3 separate regions of the Homo sapiens genome follow, and all the other regions are linked to region 2. Evidence: chromatin loops called from intact Hi-C (ENCODE). Cell type or tissue: A673. All regions are shown on one strand.

Region 1 (2,500 bases), 440 kb before region 2:
GGCTCAGGGAAGGTAAATGGCGCTCACTCACCAACTTTGCTCAGGACAGACCCTAGTTTTCTCCTGGACATTGAGCGTATTCACGTTAGTCTCTCAGCCTAGAATGAACGGAATTTATTGTGTTAAACTGGTGAATCAAAGGGACATGAATGCTAACTGAGGAACAGCTGTGGGACTCTGCTGTGGGATCCCAGTTGTAGCAACTTGCTCAGGTGTCTGTGTGCAGTGTTGGCTGTCAGAGGAATGAGATCGAGTTTGGGTGGGCTACCTCTTATCCAGGTAATCTGGAATGCATTTCCCAGGCTCTCTGAGCCTCAGTTCCTAATATTATCTAATATTACTACTTATATCACATACTTTTTGTAATAATTAAGTGAAAATACTTGATCGCTTTAAAGTTCCAAACAAATCTTATTTTTCTATAAAACTTGTATGGAATATTATTGAAGTCCAACCATTTGTGTGTTCCAGATAAGGAAACCATAGTCAGAAGAGATTAAATGAGTGTTCGAGGCAATTAGCGGCAGAGGTAGGAATGGAATCCAGGGCTCTAGGAAAGGGAGTGGAGGCAGGACACTGTGGGCCTCTCGGGCCAGGTGAGTAGGTTCTGACCAGCCAGGGCCACTAAAATGGCAGCGAGGGGGGTCCATGTGTGTCAGCTGTTGGGTGAGGAGAGCAGGCACAGAATGAAGTCTTTCATAAGTGAGTTACTGCTTGGCTGTCTTCCCAGAACGCCTGCTAAGCCGAAACTGCCCAAGGGAAGGGGCCTGTGTCGATCCAAGAATCCTTACTCTTGTAAGTGAGTTTGGATGGACTGTAGGGACATCAGAGGAGTTGGAGGAGGTGCGATTTTCCTCCCTTAGCCAAGCAGGAGTGTGTTAGATGGGACTTAGTAGGGAGAGGACCAGGGAGCAGGGTGAGGGGAGTTCATCCCAGGTGCTACCTGGGCCTGGCTGGCAGAGTGGTCCTATGTGTGTAGGGGACAGATTCCTCCATGTCAGCCACCACCTTGTGTTTAGTACGTTGCAGGGGCAGGGCACCCCTTCTCAGGGATATGGGATGGACAGCTGCTTCCTAACATCCTTTAGGAAGATTTTCTCTGGAAAATGATGGACTGAGACAGGAACACACTCAGGAAATAAGAAGGAGAGGTGGTTAAATACCTCACAGTTTTTGTTTTGTGGACCACACAGAGGTTTGAATGCTTGAGTTCCTAGCATTTACTCCCAATCCCTTTTTCTCTCTTACTTGCATTCTCTGGGGGCTTTTTAGGGTCTCTAATTAGCCAACTTCCGTTCCTTCCTCCTGCCCCCACCAGGGTCCCTCCACTGTGAGGTGCTGCAGACTCATAAAACTTGCGGCTTCACCGGGAGCTCGTGGTTCATTCTGGCACCTGGAAAGCCTGGGACCAAATGATTCCTGATTTCTGAGTTCTCCTTTGGTTCCAGAGGGCTCAGGGCTGTGGTGTAGAAGAGGGGCTCATTCTGGCTTGAGAAAACTCAATGTTAATTTTCAGGATTTTTGTGATCTAGTTAACATAACACTGGCCACTTGAAATTGGCCAAGGTAGGAGAGTATTTACACCATGGGAGTTAGCAAATGCTATGAATCAGGGCATTTTTTCGCCAGATACTTGGTTGTTAACCTTTTACCAGCATACTGCTTGCTAAGGGAGGGGTGCAGGATTCAGAGAAGTTTTTGGAGCAGCTCTTATTCAAGTTCCCAGAGACCCCCTAGAGCTCCCCAAGAAGGTCCAGTGGCCTAATACCCTAATTCCAGGCACCAACCTGTTTGGGTGTCAGATACCCTGGAAGAGACTGGCAGGGGAGCCAACACTGAGCGATACTCTGGGCTGGACAGTGACCAGGCTCCTTCTATCCCATGCTCCTGGCTCCCATCACCTGGTGTGACTAGGGAACCGCTCCAGGGCACAGCAGCCACATTCTTTAATGTGATGGAAAGGCAGGCCCGGGGCTCTGAGCCTGCTTGGAACTCCATGCCAGGACTCTCCTCTTTCCCTTCCTTATCTTTGGATGGCAATCACACAAGACCCAGATGTCAAACTGTCACTAATTTCCTAACCAAGGCATGTGGTGTTTGGCAGGCCCCCAGGCATCTGACTATGACTTTGAACCACCTTGACCTTGTTTGTGTGATCAGCCCCTGTAGACATTGTACATAGGCTCTGCTTCCTCCTACCCCTCCAAAACTTTCTCTCCCAACCGCCATCTCCAACTCCTCATGAACACAAATCACAACACAGCAAAACAAAAAAATTGATAAACCAACAAAGCAACAACAAAAACAAATGTAACTCCCCTCTAAAAGGGAAAACCACAAACAACATCCTCTCCCACCACCTCGGGGGGAAACTAACTTGCTGTCTTCCAGAAATGATAGAAACATGCTATTGAAAAAGCACTCAACACATGAATCATACGTCCTCCCACGACTTCATCTGCATGAAAACAGACAACTCATTTGCTTCCATCCCTAGTTT
Region 2 (2,500 bases):
GTCTGCTGAATTGTGACTCCCATGATCTGCCATTCTATTCTTTTCTTCTGCTGAGAACGTGGCTCTGATTCAAGTACCACTGTTCAGTGACATATGTCTTGATAGTCTCCACACATTCAGTAAATATTGATTGAGGTTTTAAAATATACCAGACACAAGGTGAGATGCTAGGGATATATGAAAGTACATAAAACAACATACCCGCCCTCAAAAAACTCAACTACATGCTCCAACTGAGTGTCATCAACTGCCATTATTCTTACTAGCAAAAATTTTACCATTAGCATTTTTTTTTTTTTTGAGACAGGATCTGGCTGCTGCCCAGGCTGGAGTGCAGTGATGGAATCATAGCTCACCACAACCTTGAACTCCTATGCTCACGTGAGCCTCTCACTGCAGCCTCCCGAGTAGCTAGCTAAGACTACAGGCGCTCATCACCATGCCTGGCTAATTTTAAACATTTTCTTTTAGAGAGGGGGTTTTGCTGTGTTGCCCAGGCTGGTCATGAATCCTGGCCTCCAGCTATTCTCCTGCCTCGACCTCCCAAAGTGCTGGGATTGCAGGCATGAGCCATCGTGCTCAGCTAACATTAGCTTTCAGGGAAAGTTTGGCTACCCTTCGTTCTAATAGGTAGATTTGGAAGCTCTTATTCGGGTGTCCAATGTAGCCATTTTCTGTATCTGGTGAAGCAAAGGGTGAGGATTTTCTTCCTCTATCTCGAAAGTGATAGAAAGTCATCACTCTGACCCAATATAGCACAGTGCATGGGCAGAGTGATTTCTTATCATCTATTAGTTTATTTAGTCTTTCTTCTAACTTTTATTACCTTAAATTATTATTAAGTAGGATTCTAAAAAAGCGCAAGCCACTGCACAATAGCATATTTCAGAGATGGTCAATAAAAGAAAACAAATTTTTTTTAAATAATAATAAAACTTAAGCACAGTCTGCAAACAAGTCATTGGTTAAAAAAAATACAACTAATCAAAGAACGATAGTCTACTCATAAATGCCTTCCTTATAAACACCAACATTCAAAGACAAATAATTTCTTTTAAAACTGGAATTCTAGCTGTGGTGTTTCTAATCTTGAGTTTTTTTTTTTTAACCCTGAGATTTAATAAAAGTCTCCAAAAGCGATGAGAAAAATTTAATTCAGTAGAGAATAAGGATGTAGGTTGTCAAAAGGGTGAGTAGAGAAAATTAATCTAGTAGGATGCTTTATTAATATTACTAAAACTAATTAAAATGACAATAGTAATGATGGGATAAGAAGAGAATATGGCCATTTCAAATGATGACATTTTTCTAGTTTAGGTGAGTTGTCAAAATTCCTTCCTTCCTTCCTTCCTGCCTGCCAGCCTGCCTGCATTCAGTCAACACATATACCCAGCATGTGTCAGGCACTGTGGTAGGTGCTGGGATACAAATTCCTTCTTATGAGATATTCACTGATAGCTAAATAAAATCCCACCAAGGAAAGTTACAGCGCAAAGTCTCCAAGATGAACTTTCGTGTTGCCTTGCAGCCTTGTTTTACTTCAGTTGTCTAGTGCTGCCACCTGCTGGGCATTTTCTTTTTCTTTTCTTTTATAAAATTTTATATCCATAGTTTTTAGGGGTCTATATGGTTTTTGATTACAGGGGTAAGTTCTTTAGTGGTGATTTCTTAGACTTTGGTGCAATGCTTGGTATTTTCCTTCTCAGTGAGTTTAACTACAGGTGTGGACAGAGAACCCAGAATTTATTTTATTTTATTTTATTTTATTTTATTTTATTTTATTTTAGAGACGGTATCACTCTGCTGCCCAGGCTGGAGTGCAATAGCACGATCATAGCTCACTGCAGCCTCAAACTCCTGGGCTCAAGTCATCTTCCCACCTCAGTCTTCCTAGCAGCTGGGACTACAGGTGTGCACTACCTCGCCTGGCTAATTTTTTAATTTTTTTGTAGAGATGGGGTCTTGCCATGTTGCCCAGCCTGGTCTTGAACTCCTGACCTCAAGTGTCCCACATGCCTTGGCCTCAGAGTGCTGAGATTGCAGGTGTGAGCCACTGCACCTGGCCTAGAACCCAGAATTTCTTAGGAAAGGAAGGACGGTGAAGAGGGCATTTCCATGTCTGCATGCTGGACTATCCATTTTTCTTGATGAGTACACATTCTCTCTTCCTCTCCACCTAATTCCATGGTGGTACCAGCCCTAACTTCTCCAGAATTACAGGCTCCTCTCTTGCTGGGTGCTGACTCATCTGCCCAATATGCCTAGGGCAATTGCCTTACTTCTCTCTCTCCCACAGAGTTTTGCTACTGAGCTTGTTTGGAGAAAGTTTTGGCCTTCTTTGGCCTTCTTTGGCTTTCTTCCCATTCTTGTGGGAGTTGGAGATTCTTGCCAAGACACTGGAGGTGTGTGCCCAAGTTGCTTAACATGGGCAGGCAGAGGCCAAAAGCCCTCGCAGCAAGCACTTCCACACAATTTTGAATCTGTTCTCACTTCTGCATGT
Region 3 (2,500 bases), 300 kb before region 2:
CATAACCAACATGGTTTCTAAAGAAAAAAACCACGCTAGACAAAACTGATGCCTTAAAAAACTTTGAGTAGGAAAGTCAAATTATTGACATAGGGAATGTTTAATGATTGTGGTTAATTTAAATTTCAGGAAAGCTTCTAAGAAAGTCATTTTATGTTCTTTTAACTGCCCAAGTGGAATTTTAAAGAAGGCCTGCAAATGACAGTGTCATGGGCATAATTACCAGAAGAGAGGCTGAGTGTCCCTGTTACATTTTTTGAAATTTATTACCTAAAAATTAACGTTTATTTCCAGTTCAGCAACAAAACACGCAAAGTAGCATATGAAAAAAAAAGTTGCTACTAAGCTTTACAAATATGGTTCTGAACTGGGGGCATGTGGCAATATCTGGAGGCATTTCTGGTTGTCACACTGGGGTGCAGGGTGCTCCTAGCATCTAGTGGGTAGAGGCCAGGGATGCTGCTGAATCTCTTACAATATAGTAAGCAACCCCACAAATTATTATTTGGCCCAAATATCGAGAGTGTTGAGAAACCCTGCTTAGAGAAACACGGTTTACAACATTCAGGGGGCCATCTGCTGCTTGTTTTTTTTTTTTTTCCCCTCCTCCTCCTCTATTCTAGATCAGCCATTACCTAGAAGCAGAAAGTTGGTCAATCCAGTGCAGCCAGGTGTGTGTTGATACGCAGAGGTGTGTTTACAATGGGCAATTGCTTGTGCTTTGCCGTGGCTTAGGAAAACAGAAAACATATGTGCACGGTGGCACGCTGGGGGAGGGAGAAGTGGAGGCAAATAATACAAAAATCTACGCTTCCTGGCTTCCTGGGGCAGAAGAACCACAGCTGCAAATGAGGCTGGACCTTTTCACCTGTGATTACATAAGGTGTGGAGAAGGCTTGGAAACACCGGTATCCGAAACTCACAGCCTGCAGCTGAGATCCAGCCCGCAGTCAGAACCTAATAAGGCCCAGCCTCCGCTTTGCTCAGGTGTGGGTGCAGCCTGGGAATTCACATCCAGGGACTGCAGGGAGGTAGGACTCTGTATTACAGCACTGTGCGCCCTTACACAAACTGGAATTTCCAGTCTCCTCAAGCCCCTTCTATTATTTTCCACTCAGACACCATGCTGTTGATGTTTTTTTATCTTTTAAAAACATTGTCCTGAAACTTCCTCCTCTTTTAGGGCTCTTTGATTTCTCAGTTGTTCACACTGAAAATCAAATGCAGTGACTCAGCCGCTGGGAATATTCCTGCTGGAGTGATGGCTCCTCCCCTCCCCAGTGCTCATCTTATTCATCCCCTCCAAATATGGACAGCAGGCAAAGCTTCAGGGAGGGGAAGCAGGAGCACAAAAGTAAATCTCCAAGGAAATAAGAAAACGGAGGTGGCCTTGAAGGGCACCCCACACAGGCCTTCCCTGTCAGTGCCCTGCGTGGCTCTGCAGGCAGTTGTGCTGGCTGTACCCACAGCTCCCACACAGTCCCTCTCAGATGGGCAGGATGGCAGCTCAGCAGTGAGGCAGGGGGGGACAGTGACACGTAGCAATTAACTTTCTTGTGCCATGCATTCACATGTTGTCTCATTAACAGTCAAAAGGGCCCAGAAATGGGTATTACTATTCTCAATATTACAGATAAGGAAAGAAGGGCTCAGGGACATTATGCACCTGCTTGGGAGTCAAGAACCGGATTCCAATCATGCTGACTTCGCAGTCCAAGCTTTTGCCACAGGCCCACACTGCTTCCCTAGGACTGTTCGGGGCCATCTGTCTCCAGGAGCTCTTGAGGGTACTGGGCTACAGAGGTCTACAGAAGGGCATCTCCCTGAGATAGTGTGGGAGGAAGCGGCTCTTTCACCTGGTACTAAAACACTGGAATCCCTGTGGCTTCTGGGGACATCCCACAACCCTATCTTTTCTTTCCTGCAAACACAGATATTTATGCACAGATGCATGTGTGCGAAGGTGCACATGTGTCTGCACACCCCACACCTTCCAACAAAGGCCGAGGGCTGAGACTTGCCCCCAGCACTTTCATGCAATCCCTTCACACTTCTCTTTTACGAGGTCTTTTAGCTGTCAAGGCTGCTCCTGAGGCTCATGTACAAAATTAAAAAAAAAAAAAAAAGTCTATAGGCTTCCTTTGAAACAAATTCACAGCAGCATTAAACACTGTGGGAGGAAGTGGAGACAGAAGCAAGATGCCAGAATACAGTGACTTCTCCCAGTCCTTGAAGCCCCTGAGGATAAGCCTCAAACTGCTTTCTCTGGAGTTTCATACTTTTTTCTTCATCTTACTTCAGAGGCTTCCCTAATTGAATCTTTGTATATATATAATTCATCCAGTCAATAAAACCAAATCAAGAAAGTACATTGTTTTAGTTGGGTGACAAATAAGCAATGCAAGAGACTTGATGTCTCGCTGATTAGAATCTTTTTGTTTCTGTTAAGGATGTAACCTTGAGAGATAGTAAAAGTATTTTTTAAAGTCACAAAAGGCTA

What was found. A loop is a pair of places that touch in the nucleus more often than their neighbours do. Peaks named below come from ENCODE experiments on the same cell type or tissue, not always from the same donor. Only the 100,000 strongest peaks of a DNase experiment are listed, where the experiment ranks them.
Region 1: it touches region 2 in a loop (4-fold over the local background); 23 of 110 quality-filtered maps call a loop at or near these places.
Region 3: it touches region 2 in a loop (3-fold over the local background); 8 of 110 quality-filtered maps call a loop at or near these places.

Annotation. Positions count from the first base shown.
Region 1 is chr12:12,016,843-12,019,342 of GRCh38, reverse strand. No RefSeq gene overlaps it. Among named protein-coding and RNA genes, the nearest start is that of BCL2L14, 53 kb to the left of the region's middle. In A673, a CTCF peak has its summit at 1,303; DNase peaks (open chromatin) are centred at 732 and 1,352.
Region 2 is chr12:11,580,423-11,582,922 of GRCh38, reverse strand. No RefSeq gene overlaps it. Among named protein-coding and RNA genes, the nearest start is that of LINC01252, 34 kb to the right of the region's middle. In A673, CTCF peaks have their summits at 1,560 (motif pointing left) and 2,473; DNase peaks (open chromatin) are centred at 1,532 and 2,462; H3K27ac peaks cover 610 bases.
Region 3 is chr12:11,876,929-11,879,428 of GRCh38, reverse strand. The region is part of intron 5 of ETV6 (ETS variant transcription factor 6); the gene reads right to left. Among named protein-coding and RNA genes, the nearest start is that of BCL2L14, 190 kb to the left of the region's middle. RefSeq lists an enhancer at 395-1,192. In A673, no CTCF peak of the experiment used is centred here; a DNase peak (open chromatin) is centred at 1,278; H3K4me3 peaks cover 675 bases; H3K27ac peaks cover 2,500 bases.